Linked DNA regions of Homo sapiens: regions 2 and 3 are each linked to region 1. A link is a loop called in an ENCODE intact Hi-C map of the cell type or tissue named here. Cell type or tissue: PC-9. All regions are shown on one strand.

What was found. Hi-C counts contacts between places; a loop is a spot of excess contacts. Peaks named below come from ENCODE experiments on the same cell type or tissue, not always from the same donor. Only the 100,000 strongest peaks of a DNase experiment are listed, where the experiment ranks them.
Region 2: it touches region 1 in a loop (11-fold over the local background); 1 of 110 quality-filtered maps calls a loop at or near these places.
Region 3: a loop joins it to region 1, with 8 times the contacts of the local background. A loop is called at or near these places in 1 of 110 quality-filtered maps.

Annotation. Positions count from the first base shown.
Region 1 is chr6:119,725,811-119,730,810 of GRCh38, forward strand. The region is part of intron 2 of LOC105377975 (a long non-coding RNA gene); the gene reads left to right. Among named protein-coding and RNA genes, the nearest start is that of MIR3144, 290 kb to the right of the region's middle. RefSeq lists an enhancer at 1,325-2,159. In PC-9, CTCF peaks have their summits at 2,350 and 2,552; a DNase peak (open chromatin) is centred at 2,001; H3K4me3 peaks cover 3,332 bases; H3K27ac peaks cover 4,298 bases.
Region 2 is chr6:119,828,445-119,833,444 of GRCh38, forward strand. All of the region lies in intron 2 of LOC105377975 (a long non-coding RNA gene), which reads left to right. Among named protein-coding and RNA genes, the nearest start is that of MIR3144, 180 kb to the right of the region's middle. RefSeq lists enhancers at 1,851-2,390, 2,391-2,930. In PC-9, no CTCF peak of the experiment used is centred here; DNase peaks (open chromatin) are centred at 1,237 and 2,307; H3K27ac peaks cover 2,548 bases.
Region 3 is chr6:119,481,778-119,486,777 of GRCh38, forward strand. The region is part of intron 1 of LOC285762 (a long non-coding RNA gene); the gene reads right to left. The region is part of intron 2 of LOC107986525 (a long non-coding RNA gene); the gene reads right to left. Among named protein-coding and RNA genes, the nearest start is that of MAN1A1, 130 kb to the left of the region's middle. In PC-9, no CTCF peak of the experiment used is centred here; a DNase peak (open chromatin) is centred at 2,984; H3K27ac peaks cover 1,978 bases.

The DNA.
Region 1 (5,000 bases):
TATCGTGCTATTTGTTACCTGTGTACCTCTTTTTGTTGTTGTTGTTGTTGTTTTTGCTAATTAACTTGTATTTTTGTTTTATAGGTCCTGTGTGATTTATGCTTTAAAGACGTTCTGTTTTGATGTGTTCCCAGGATTTGTTTCAAGATTTAGATAGAGCTCCTTTTAGCAGTTCTTGTCTTGGTGGCTTGGTAGTGGCAAATTCTCTTAGCCATTTGTTTTTCTGAAAAAGACTGTATCTTTCCTTCATACATAATGCTTAGTTTTACTGGACACAAAATTCTTGGCTGATAATTATTTTGTTTGAGGAGGCTAAAAATAGAGCCCCAATCATTTCTAGCTTATAGGGTTTCTGCTGAGAATTCTGCTGTTAATCTGATAGGCTTTCCTTTGTAGGTTACCTTGTGCTTTTGTCTCAGAGCTCTTCAGATTCTCTCCTTTGTTGTAACTTTAAATAACTTGATGACAATATGCCTAGACAACGATCTCTTTGTGATTCATTTCACAGGTGTTCTTTGTGCTTCTTGTATTTGGATGTGTAGGTCTCTAGCAAGGCCGGGGAACTTTTCCTCGATTATTCCCCCAAATATGTTTTCCAAAATTTTAGATTTCTCTTCATCCTCAGGAACACCGATTATTCTTAGGTTTGGTCATTTAACATAATCCCAGACTTCTTGGAGGCTTTGTTCAGATTTTCTTATTCTTTTTTCTTTGTCTGTGTTAGATTGGGTAAATTTGAAGGCCTAGTCTTCAAGCTCTGAATTTCTTTCTTCTACTTGTTCAGTTCTATTGCTGAGACTTTCCAGAGCATTTTGCATTTCTATAAGTCTGTCCAATGTTTCCTGAAGTTTTGATTGTTTTTTCTTTATGCTATTATTTACTTGAATATTTCTCCCTTTACTTCTTGTATCATTTTTTGAATTTCCTGGCATTGGACTTTGTTTTTCTCTGGTGCCTCCCCGATTATCTTAATTACTAACCTTCTGAATTCTTTTTCAGGTAAATCAGGGATTTCTTCTTGGTTTGGATCCATTGCTGGTGAGCTAGTGTGATTTTTTGGGGGTGTTTTGTCATATTACCAGAGTTGGCTTTCTGTGTGTGTGTGTGTGTTTTTTTTTTTTTTTCACATTTGGCTTGACTCTGTCAGAGGGAAGGTCTAGGGCTGAAGGCTGTTTTTCAGATTCTTTTGCTCCATGATGTGTTCCCTTGATGTAGTGCTCTCCCACTTTTCCTATGGATGTAGCTTCCTGGGAGCTGAGCTGCAGTGATTGTTATCTCTCTTCTGGGTTGGCCAGCCAGCAAGTCTGCCAGGCTCTGTGCTGGTACTGGGAGTTGTCTGCACAGAGTCCTGTGATGTGAACTGTCTATTGGTCTCTCAGCCATGGATACCAGCACCTGATCCAGTGAAGGTGGCAGTGGGGTGAAATGGACTCTGTAAGGGTTCTTAGCTTTGGTGGTTTAATGTTCTATTTTTGTGCTAGTTGACCTCCTGCTAGGAGGTAGCGCTTTCCAGAGAGCATCAGCTTTGCTAATATGGAGAGGAACTGGGGTTGAGCAGGGTCCTAGAACTCCCAAGAGTATATGCCCTTTGTGTTCAGCTTCCAGGGTGGGTAGGGAAGGGCCGTCAGGTGGGGGTGGGGCTAGGCGTGTCTGAGCTCAGGCTCTGCTTTGGTGGGTCTTGCTGTGGCTGCTGTCAGAGTTGGGGGTGAGTTTTCCAGGTCAACAGAGTTGTGTACCTAGGAGGATTATTGCTGCCTTTGCTGAGTCATGCAGGTTGTCAGGGGAGTAGGGGAAAGCTGGCAGTCACAGGCTTCACCCAGCTCCCACACAATCTGAAGAGCTGGTCTCACTCCCACTGTGCCACCTCCAACAGCACAGAGTCTGTTTCCAGGCAGCAGGCAAGCAGGGCTTGAGAACTTTCCCCAGGCTACCCGCCTCCCAGCTGTGAAAGAAAAGGACTTTAGTTCTTCCCCCACCTGTGGAATCTGCTGGCTGGATTCATGCCCTCCAGCAAGTTCTGGCCAGGAGGCTTCTCACCTGGTTCAAATTGTTACAAAGTTCAGCTGGAGACTTCCTTCTCCCTGTGGCATTTTCCCCATACCTCTGGACACCCTCCTGAAGGATCCCTGTGGTGCCAGGCATGAATGGCCTGCTTGGGGACCCAATGAGTTCCCAGGACCCTTCCTGCTGCTTCTTCTACCCTTGTATTTTGCTTGGCTGTCTAAATTGACTCAGCTCCAGGTAAGGTCAGAAACTTCTGCAAACCTTCCGTTTCCCCAGTAGGGGTGTGTGTTCAGGAGCAGAGGATCTCCCTTTTCTACTTCCACAGTTTGGGCACTCACAGTATCTGGGGTGTCTCCCAGGTCGTGCAGGATCACTCTGCTTCCTTCAGAGGGTCTGTGGGTCCTCTGGGGATTCATGGTTTGTTCTTGCAGTCATTCTGGAGCTAAAATTCACGATGCGAGCCTCCGCATGCCGCTCTGTCTGAGTAGGAGCTGCAATCTAGTCCTGCCTCTCATCCACCGTGATGATCTCCTTAATTGCTGCTGCTCACCTCCCGCTATGCAGCTCAGTTCCTAACAGGACACAGACTGGTACAGATCTGTGGCTTGGGGGTTGGGGACCCACAATTATGGAGGTTGAGAAGTTCCTAGGATCTGCAGACAGCAAGCTGGAGACCTGTGAGAGCCAGAGATGTAAATTCCAGTCTGAGTTCAAAGTCCTGAGAACCAGGAGAGTTGGTGGCAGTCTCAGAGAGTAGGAGAAAACTGATGTCCCAGCTTAACTGTCAGTCACAAAGAGAGCGTGAATTATTTCTTCCTCCATGTCTTTGTGCTATTTTGGGCCCCAGTGGCTTTAATATTTGGAGAAGTGAGCAGGATTTAGCTATATGAATTCTTTCTACTTTGCTAAATCAAACACATAATTGCACAAATTCAGATATAGTCTGTTTTTACTTCTAAAAAGTTTTTCAAAGCCAGGCTTAAGCCATGTATGAATAAGATAAACCTACGTCATTGAACAATCTTCTCAACCCTTTTGAAACGTACATTGTTACCCATGTGAATTAGAAGATTGCCTGGACAGCTGTAAATTTAGAAAATCATGTTTTAAAATGTTTTTAGAATTTATCTATGAATGTAATAAATGTTGGGCAAGTTTGAAACATTTAACCTCTATTAATACTTAAATAATTATCATCTCCAGGCTAATTTTTATCACTATATATCTATAACTGTATATACATCTATTTTTATATTAACAATTTTATAAGTGTGTGTGCAGTAGTCCTCTCTTATTCTCAGTTTTGCTTTCCTCACTTTCGTTTTCTGCAGTTTCAGTTACCTGTGGTCAACTGTAGCCTGAAAACATTAAGTGGAATGTTTTAGAAATAAACAGTTCTTAAGTTTTAAATTGGATGTCATTCTGAGTAGGGTGATGACATTTAGCAGTTCTCACCTGGGACATGAATCTTCCGTTTGTCTACAGAATACCATAGTCGCTTAGTAGCCATCTTGTTTATCAGACCAACTGTCTGGGTATCTAAGTGCTAAATTAAATTGCTTGACATAAGGTTTGCTGGAGGAGATCCAGAATTAGACATTAATTATTTTTAGAAATTAGGCTTTGTAACTATAAAATAGTTATATCATTCAAATATATGTACTGATTTTTTCAAAATGAGAGCATGCTATAGATGCACGTAATCTTTGCACATACATTAACATTGTCATATTTAATATACATCCAATACTTGTTCTAACTTATGAGAACTCAAACATTTTTCTTTTATAATTACTGCTTTTCATGTCATGTTTACATTTTTGCATCTATAATATAATGGTGTGTAATATAAAGTTGTATAATGTGTTACACTATGTAAATATTTATCTCTATATGCCTATAGCACTTACATGGCTTTACTTTTAAATTTAATTTGTGATTCTTTTTAAATTTATTTTTGGGTAGAATAGAGCGGAACCTATCTGATTATATTCTATATTGCTCAACAATTGTCCCAACTCCATCATTAAATTATTCTTTTCCTGTGTCAATTTAAGAAGCCATTTTTATCTTGTACCGAATTTTTATATATTTGTGTTGCTGTTCTCTCTTTTGAAGGTGCCATACTTTCTTGATTATGATAAATTGAGACTATGCTTTAGAACCTGGAAGGATAAGTCCTTCCTCATTAGCCTTCCTTTTCATGGTTTTCCTGGGTACCTAGAGAACTTTAAGATAATTTTCATCAATTCACTGAAAAAATATTAGTATTCTGACAGAAAATGAATACATTCATAGCTTAATTTTTGGAAGAATTTGTCTTTATAAAGATGTGCCTTTCTCTCTCATAATCTGTGTGTTTTCTACATATTCATTTTGCTTATATGCTTCTGAGTAAAATATTATAATTTTCTTCATATAGGTGATCTAATTTTCTGTGAAGTTAATTCCTTATTTTTATGTTTCTTGTTACTATTGTATGTTGCTTTAAGTTTTCTAATTTTGAAAACATTAATTTTTTGGCTTATATGTCCATTTCAATTATTTTATTTTCTATTTTTAATAGCTTCTTAGTTGGTTTCTTCATCTTTTTTGTAGGTATGTAAATATTTAGATTTTTCCTATATTTTTGTATTTTTCATTGTTCATATTGTATTTTCTTCTCTAATTGCATTGGCTATCTGATTCAGAATAATCATGTGTGCATTATTTGTGGGAAACATGATTATTATTTTTGGCATTGATGCCACTACCTGGTATTAATGGTCATGTATGCAATGTTTAAATAGGAAGTTGGCTAGAAGGGTTGTGATTGATTTTAATATATCAAGTCTTTCTATTCATGTTTTTAAGAGATTTGCCATTGGGAGTGGGTGTTAAATTTATTTAATGTTTTTTTTTCAATGTATTAAAATTATTTGAGATTTTCTTATTTAACTTAGTCATGATATTTATTTGATTAATAAATTCCCATATGTTACCTATGTATTCCTGGT
Region 2 (5,000 bases), 100 kb after region 1:
CAATGTCTAGAAGGATTTTTCCAATGTTATCTTTGATTCAGCTTGAGTTAATATTTGTATAAGGTGAGAGATGAGGATCCATTTTTATTGTTCTGCATGTGGCTTGCCAATTATCCCAACAACGTTTGTTGAGTATGGTGTGCTTTCCCCACTTTATGTTTTTAAGTTTATGTGAGTCCTCAGAAACACAGCAGATAAAGACATAAAGACAGCAGATACCTGGTTGGCAAATTCTTATTCATTCTGCCATTCTATATCTTTTATGCGGAGCTTTTAGGCCATTTAGATTCAATGTTAGTATTGAGATATGAAGTACTCTTCTATTCATTGTGCTGTTTGTTGCCTGAATACCTTGTGTTTTATTCATTGTGTTACTGTTATATATGTCCTGTGAGATTTATGCTGTAAGGAGATTCTATTTTGGTATATTTTAAGGCTTTGCTTCAAGATTTCAAGCTCCTTTTAGCAGTTCTTAAAGTGAAGACTTGGTAATGGCGAATTCTCTCAGCATTTGTTTGTCTGAAAAAGACTACCTTTCATTCATTTATGAACCTTAATTTCACTGGATACAAAATTCTTGGCTAATAATTCCTTTGTTTAAGGAGGCTAAAGATAGTGCCTTTAGCCTCCTGTAGGGTTTCTGCTGAGAAATCTGCTGTTAATCTGATAGGTTTTCCTTTATAGGTCACCTGAGGCATTTGCCTCATAGCTCTTAAGATTCTTTTCTTCATCTTGACTTTAGATAACCTGATGACTATGTACCTAGGCGATGAATCTCCCAGGTGTTCTTTGAGCTTCTTGTATTTCATTGTCTAGATTTCTAGTAAGGACAGGAAAATTTTCCTTGATTATTCCCTCAAATATGTTTTCCAAACTTTTATGTTTCTCTTCTTCCCCAGGAATACCAGTTCTTCCTAGGTTTGGTCGTTTAACATAATCCCAAACTTCTTGAATGCTTTGTTCATTTTTTAATATTCTTTTTTCTTTGTCTTTGTTGGACTGGGCTAATTTGAAGGCCTTGTCTTTGAGCTCTGAAGTTCTTTCTTCCACTTGTTCTATTCTATTGCGAAGGCTTTCCAGTATATTTTGCATTTCTCTAAGTGTGTCCTTCATTTCCAGAGTTGTGATTGTTTTTCCTTTATGCTATCTATTTCACTGAAGATTTTTCCCTTCATGTCTTGTTTTCCTTTTTTTTTTTTTTTAGATGGAGTCTCTTGCTCTGTCACCAGGCTGGAATGCAGTGGTGCAATCTTCGCTCACTGCAACCTCTGCCTCCAGGGTTCTCCTGGCTCAGCCTCCTGAGTAGCTGGGATTGCAGTCGTGCACCACCATGCCCAGCTAATTTTTGTAGTTTTAGTAGAGATGGAGTTTCACCATGTTGGCCAGGATGGTCTCGATCACCTGACCTCATGATCTGCCCACCTTGGCCTCTCAAAGTGCTGGGATTACAGGCTTGAACCATGCACCCAGCCATCTTGTATTATTATTATTTTTTATTTCATTAAGTTGGACTTCACCTTTCTCTGGTGCCTCCTTGATTAGCTTAATAATCAACCTTCTGAATTGTTTTTCTGGAAATTCAGAGATTTCTTCTTGATTTGGATCTATTGCTGGTGAACTAGTTTTGATCCTTTGGGGCTGTTAAAGAACCTTGTTTTGTCATATTACAAGAATTGTTCTTCTAGTTTCTTCCCATTTGGGTAGACCGTGTGAGAGGAAAGATCTGGGGCTCTGGGGCTCAGGTGCTGGTGTTCAGATTCTTTTGTCCCATGGGGTATTCCCTTGATGTGGTTCTCTCCCCCTTCCCCCAGGATGTGGCTTCCTGAGAGCCAAACTGCAGTGATTCTTTTTTCTCTTCTGGATCTAGCCACCCTGCAGAGCTACTAGGCTCTGGGCTGGTACTGGGGAGTGTCTGCACAGAGTCCTGTGATGTGAACTGTCTTCAGGTCTCTCAGCCATGGATACTAGCACCTGCTCTGGTGGAGGTGGCAAGCAAGTGAAGTGGACTCTGTGAGGGTCTGTAGTTGTAGTTTTGTTTATTGCACTAGTTTTGTGTTGATTGCCTCCAACCAGGAGGTGGTGTTTTCAAGAGATCATTAGCTGTGGTAGTATAGGGAGGATCAGGTGGTGGGTGGGGCTCAAGAGCTCCCAAGAGATTATGTCCTTTGTCTTTGGCTCACAGGGTGGGTAGAGAAAAACCATCAGGTGGGGGCAGGATTAGGCATGTCTGAGCTCAGACTCTCCTTGGGTGGGGCTTGCTGTGGCTGCTGTGGTGGATGGGGGTGTGGTTCTTAGGCCAATGGAGTTATGTTCCCAGGGAGATTATGACTACCTCTGCTGCGTCATGCAGGTAGCCAGAAAAGTGAGGGAAAACTGGCAGTTACAGGTCTCACCCAGCTCCCGCACAGCCCAAAGGGCTGTTCTCACTCCCACCGTGGCCCTCCCTGAAACAGCACCAAGTTTGTTTCCAGACAGCGGCTGAGCAGGGCTGAGAGCTTTCCTCAGTCTACCAGCCTTCCAGCTGATAAAGCAAGCAGGGCTTCCAGGTTTCATGTCTCCCTGCCTGCCACAGCTTCTGTGCTTTGTCTGCACTCCCAATTCACCCCTTCCTCTGGGTTCTGTCCAGGAAACTTCATGCTTGGTCAAAATTGTTACAAAGTTCAGCTGGAAGTTTCCTTCTCCCTGTGTTTTTTTCCCAATTCCTCTGGCAGCCCTCCCCAAGGACTCCTGTGAGACAAAGTCAGAAATGACTTCCCTGGGGACTGAGAGAGACAACAGGGCTCTTCTCGATGCTTCTTCTACCCCTGTATTTTGCTCAGCTCTCTGAAGTTATCTCAGTTCCAGGTAAGGTCAAAACCCTCCTCCTGTGATCTATACCTTCAGGTTCCCCAGTGAGAGTATGTGTTCAGGGGTGGATGATCCTCCTCACACTTTCACACTTTGGGCATTCATGGTTTTTTGGCTGTCACCCAGGGCCTGAAGCAGCACTCCACTTCTTTCAAAGGGTCTGTAGATTCTCTCAGCTTTCCTTGTATGTTCCTGAGGTAGTTATTGGCGCAGAAGTTCATGATGTGAGTCTCCACATGCTGCTCTGTCTGGCTGAGTGGGAGCCACAAGTTAGTCTTGCCTCCTATTCATCCTCTCCCGCAATGACCTGTGAATTTTCAAGTAGAGGATAGAGTGTACTGTGTTTTCTGGTGTGTCCTCAGAACCTCATTTCTAAGAAGCGTCTTGTGGAACCAGTGTTATGTGAAATATATTTTGGAAAATTTGGCCTGGGCAAGGGGAAGCCAGTGAATGTTTTAAGGAGGGTGACATGGTCCAAAATATTTTATAGGGCCTTCTCTTGGCAGGAATATGATTTGATGAGAAAGAGGCTAGAGGCCCAGAGAACAGATGAGAGCTCATTGGCATCAGCACTTGGACATTTAAGGGTGAGGGCCCAGATGTGCGATGACAGTGGGATCAAAGTAAATATGTAGATGTGAGAGGGAGTGTGAAGAATAAGAAGTCATCAGCAAATGATAATTGTTTTCTAAACAGAGATAACCCAGATGGAAAATTTAAACAAAAGAATATATATAGGTGCTATTTAATGAGCATTTGTTATATGACTGAATACACACACACACACACACACACACACACACACACACACACGCTCCATAGGTTAAGACAAATGAATTAATTTATCCAAGATGGCATGGATAAAATTAGAATAGCAAAGGTTTGAATTCAACTAATTTCGAAGGCCAAATTAGTGCCTCTGTGCTAATCTCTTATAAGAAGAATAAGAAAAGATTATACCAAGTGGTGTTATAATTAAGATTTGATGGGCCATAGAGTTGAAATTTAAAAAGTGAGCAATTAAAAATACTTATCGTGAGATATACATGTAACATAAAAATCTTCTGCAATAGGAAGTAGATGAAGTAATTTAAACATGACACTTGAACCTTAAGGAATTTTGGCAGTAAAAATATATGATATATAATAAGACGTTATATGAGATATAATTAGAATATGATATAAAGTGCTATAGTATAGATTAGAGACTACAAGCATAACTAAAAGCCATTTTCTCCCAAAATTTTACTTCTAAGAGTTGTGGCTGCTGAAATTAGACCAACTTTTGACAATAAAGTAATGAGTCAAATGAAAAATATAGAAATAACCACCTGTGACTCACCTTAGTAGACCTGGTGTACCATAGAGGTAAAAGCAAACAATTATGATACAGGTGTCCTACACAGTGAATGTTTTTTTCTGTATTAATTGAACAAATAATACCTTGCTAAAATATGTTAGGGACTATATAAATTACTTCATTTACATTATTTTCTGTAGGTGAAGGTGAGTATATTATGCTCATTTTACTCATGAAGAAAGTACAATTTAGAGGTTAACTCATCAAAGATCCACAACCAATTGTCTGCAGAGTTGGAATGGGACTTGGATTTGTGTGAGTTTCATGTTTGTTTACTTCACATTTGAAGAAACATTAACCTTTCTCTGTACTGCTTTGTGATTTTTTTAAAAATAGTTCTTCAATGTCATATAAATATATCCAAAAGTTATCGGTTATTTCAGACTTCTTACAATTCCACTTCCTTTGTGAAACTTTTCCTGAGTTAAAAGATTCATCTTTCTTACCAAATAGTGATTACTCTCCCTGCAGGTAGAAAGCATAAATGCTAATTCATGAGCCTTGTATTTTGTATGTCTTGATTTGCTGTTTAACTACATTTATTCATCAAAGTAGTCTTAAAAAGTAATTCTCAAATGGACATTAGGATGGGGTTTAGACCATTTAAACCTTTATAATGGGTTTTAGGATGGGTTTTAGACCATTTAAAACCTTTATAATAATGTGCAAGATGAAACAGATATGGCAAAATGGGGTTACATAGTCAGAAACAGCCTCCAGAATTAGAAAATTTGGTTCAATGATGTGATAAGGGATGGAAATTAAAAATAAATAAAGACTTTCATGGATATTA
Region 3 (5,000 bases), 240 kb before region 1:
TGGTCATAAAGATTGTGCGAATTTGGGTAAGCCACATATGTTCAGCTTTGATTTTCTTGTCTATAAAAATAGGGATAGTATTACGAGGCTGTTTTGAGCTTCAGGACCTTCCAAGATTGTTTTGAAGCTCAAATATATGTAAAAGTAAGAGTGATTTGAATACTCAAAAACTGAATATGAATGGAAAACTTATACTTTTTCAGCGACAGTTAAATTATAGAAAAGATGTGTTCTTTGGCATAATAATGCATTTTAGCAGTGTTTAGTAAGAAAAAATATCTAGTATGGATTCTTTGTTTTGATTAAACACAGAACTGAAAGAAGTTTTTCCTCCTACTTATTGCAGAAGGGTGTAACATCTGAAAAATAGGTCTGGTATGTTGGTCAAATAGAGTGTCTGCTGGAGTTGGAAAATGCATTCTCTTGGGGTTTGTGCAGTCTGGACTTCAATCATTTGTGTTCTTATATAGTGTATCCAAAATATACATAGAGACAGTGGGAAGGGACTTTCTTCTGGCTAGGGGAAACATCAATTCCTTGACACAAACAAAAATTGAATTAAGAGTTTATTCTGAATTAATAGTACTGAGGAAGGTTAATGAAAAATAAACAAAGAGTAGTCATTAATTAAAAATATTAGCAATCCAGTAATATAGTCTCCGTATGGAGCATCCTCACTACTAACAGGCATCTTTAGCATTTATTAGATTTCAGGCAAGGCTCTCTTTAGTAGCCTTTGTTCAGGCACACAAAATGACCTGCTCCTTTATACTTCTGTACTTTTAAACAATCTATTTATTTATTTAGATGGAGTCTCACTCTGTCACCCAGGCTGGAGTGCAGTGGCACGATCTTGGCTTAATGCAGCCTCTGCCTCCTGGGTTCAAGCGATTCTCGTGCCTCACCCTCCCGGGTAGCATGTGCCTGCCACCACGCCCAGCTAATTTTTGTATTTTTAGTAGAGACGGGGTTTCACCATGTTGGCCAGGGTGGTCTTGAACTCCTGACCTCAAGTTATCCACCTGCCTTGGCCTCCCAAAGTGCTGGGATTACAGGCATGAGCCACCTCAACCAGCCCTTCTATGCTTTTGCACATGGTTTTTCCCTTTGCCTGGACTGTTCTTCCTCATCTTGATCACCTCGGCCGCCATCTCAGCCACCAGAAGACTTCCTGCAAGACTTGGTTCAGACATCACAGTTCAGACAGGATGAAGCCTTTATCAACCTTCCTCTGTAGTGCCATGCAGGCAAGAAAAGTGTATTGAATTACACTGTGTCCGTCATTCAATGTGTTTATCTCACACCTGATACTGTGACAGCCTGAGGACTGTACTGTGTCAACTCATTTCTTATCCTTAGCATCTGGCATGGTGCCCAGCACATAACAGGTCCTAAATAAATGTTTGTTGAATGAATATAAAAGTCTGGCAGCTTTAAGAATAAATAAATAAACAAAAAACTTCGTTCTAATCCTGATGGAAGTTTAGTTACTTCTGTCTCTCAGAAGGGGAATCCTGTCAAATAGTCTAACAATGTGTAAAAGGAGGTAGTTACTCACAGATCTTAGAGGTTTCTATCAAAACATGCTTAGATATTAATAGGTACCTAACATTAGAAATTCCTTAACCCAGAAAGGCTACTTATAGAAATTTATCTTAAGGTAATTAAGAATGTGCATAAAGACCTAGCTATAAAGATGATCATTTTATTCTGTTTATAATACCAAAACACTGTAAATGTGCTACGTAGCCAACAATTGTGTATTAGTTAAATAAATTATAGTATAAAATTAAAGCGATGATGTAAAATGTATTTACTAATTTGGAATGATATTCATGTTACAGCAAATGTAAAAAGCAGGTTACAAAATTGTATATTCACTAAGTTGCCATTTTATTAAAAAGAAAAAGAATTTAGATACTAAGAAGGAGAAGTCTGGGAAGAGATATACATGAAAATGCTAATAGAAATTTCCCCTAGCTGTTGAAATTATGTGTCGTTTAAATTTTTATCTTTGCCTATAGTTGTTCAACATTCTCACATTAAAATGTATTGATTGGATAATCATCTTTAAATTACAAGAGAAAACATATAATCCTCTTGAAGGCTTCTAGAAAGGCCCATCGCTTTTAACATTCTCCATATTCTTTCAAAAGCCTTCCTCTTTCAGTGGATTTCTAGAATACTATAGGCTGGTGAAGAAAAAGAGGATGGAATTAAGGAACAGAAGGTGTAGGACATGAATTCATTGTATCCATACTCTCCAAGATTAGCTGCTGAATGTAACCACTAGAAGTTGATGTTTGGGCTGGATGAGTTGTCCTTTTGGGACACTGATAGCAGGACTTGCAGTGAAGAGGAAGATGTGAGCCAGAGGTCAAAGATATTGACAAAATGAGGTATGTGTGATGTGCTTCTTAGACATGACAGGGAGCAGAGAGAGAGAGTGAAACAGCAAAGACTCATGTTCTTTAAAAGAATGTGACTTTTTTTTTGAAGTGAGTGAGGGAGTTTGGTTCTAAAAGCAGCATTGGGGAACAAAACACTCAGCACATCTATAGATCCTGAGGTCCACGAGATGTGAGAGAACAAATGGGTACCCCATAGAGTGTCATAGGGGGATATGGAGTACTGGGAGAGCCAGGTTTCAGTTAAGGCAGGAGGTGTTGTTGGTATTAGATCATAATAGTCTTACACCTCCAGGTCAAGTGGCAGTGGCTATCCCAGGGATTGTGGACTTTCATGTGTAGCTTAGGTTAGTTATTCTTGTGGAAAACTGCCCAAGAAGAATGAGACATCGTTCCTGGCTTTAGGTAACTTCTTCCAGGTAGGAAGCATACCTACCATACATAAAAAACATAGAAAACATTTTGATGTTGAGCCATTGCAGTTGGCTGTCAGGCTTCGCTTATAAAACCAGTTCAGCTGGATCTAAGCTTTTGAACTTATCACCCTTTGAAGGCAATCCCTGCCGCTGAGTCCCTTCTACTTTCTTGGCTGCTATCCGACACAACATGCTGAAATTCCATGTCATCAAGGAGGCACCAGACTGACTCACAGTGCAGCAAGGATTTAGAGAAAACACATCAGAGTAGCAGGGAAGAGCTGGAATGGGGATGATGCATGAGATTGACTGAATCAGCTCTTAAGAGATGAATAAGTTTACTTGACGGACACTGGGAATAACGTGAGTGAGCAAAGACATAACAGTGAGGATGAGCGTAATATGAATATTATAATAATTCTTTTTGTATCATTAAATTGTATTTTGTAACATTTCTAATTTCCTAGCCCATATTTTAAAATTAGGTTTATTAAGGTATACCTTACATATAATAAAATTTGCCCTTTTTAGTGTATAATTTGAGGAGTTACGCATTCAGTATCACAATCAAGATACAGAACTGCATTGTCCAATAAACCACATTGTCCAGTAGAAATAAACCACATATGTAACTTTACATTTCTAGTGGCCACATTAACAAAGTAAAAAGAAACAAGTGAAATTTAATAATATGGTTTATTTAACCAAATATATAAAAATATTCACTAGTAATCAATATAAAAGTTATTGACATTTTACATTTTTTTCAAATCTTTGAAGTCTGATGTGTCTTTTATACTTACAGCACATCTCAATTCAGACTAGTCACATTTCAAGTGTTTAATAGCCACATGTGTCCAGTGTGTACTGTAATAGACAGTAAAGATACAGATTATTCCCATCACACCAAAACGTTCTCTTGTATCCCTTTGCAGTCAATCTGTTTTCCCCAATCCTGCTTGACTCCTGGCAACTACTGATCTGTTTCTGTCCCTGTACATATTTATCAGAGTTGGAAAAACAGACCTGAGAGAGAGAGAAAGAGAGAGAGAGAGATTTTTAAGGAATTTGTTCCTGTGGTTGTAAAGGCTGGCAAATCTGAAATCTGCAGGGCAGGCCAGCAGGTTGGAGGCTCAAGGAAGAGTTGATGCTGTAGCTCAAGTCAGAAGGCAGTCTGAAGGCAGAATTTCTTTTTTATGGGAACCTTAATTTTTTTTCTGAAGGCCTTTATAAGGCCCACTCATATTGTCGGGGGCAATCTGCTTTACTCAAAGTTTACTTATTTAAATTTTAATCACATCTGAAAAACACCTTCCCATCCTTTTCATTTAGCAACTCCACTTCTGGGTATATACCCAAAGGAATTGAAAAGCAGGGTCTTAAAGAGATATTTATACACCCAACTTTATAGCAGCATTATTCACAATAGCCAAAAGATGGAAGCAACTCAAGTGTTCATCAAGAGATGAATGGATAAACAAAATGCAGCGTATACTGTTATTCAGCCTTAACAAAAGGAAATTCTGACATGTACTATAACACAGGTGAACCTTGAGACATCATGCTAAGTGAAATATGCTAGCCACAAAAAGGCAATAGTGTATGATTTTACTTATATGCGGTAACTAGAGTAGTCAAATTCACAGAGACAGAAGGTAGAAGGTTGATTTCCAGGGTCTGGGGGAAGGGGAGTGGAGAGTTATTGTTTAATGGGTATAGACCTGCCGTTCTGTAAGACGAAAAGATTTCTGGAGATAGGTTGTACAACAATGTGAATGAACTTAAAACTACTAAATTGTACTGTCAAAAATATTTAAGATAACAAATTTTATGTTACATGTATTTTACCACCACCACAACAAAAAACACCTTCAAAGCACATCTGTACTGATATTTCATGAAAAACTAGGTACCAGGACAGGCGTGGGGGCTCATGTCTGTCATCCAAGCATTTTGGGAGGCTAAGATGGGAGAATCACTTGAGCCCAGGAGTTTGAGACCAACCTGGGCAACATAGCAAGATCTTTCTCTCTAAAAAAAAATTACAACAAAAAACTGGGTACCATGGCTTAGCTAAGCAGGCACACAAAATTAACCATCATACTGTAAGTTTTCTCTTTTCTAGAATATTAGACAAATGGAATTATACAATAAGTAGCCCTCGGTGGCTGGCTTC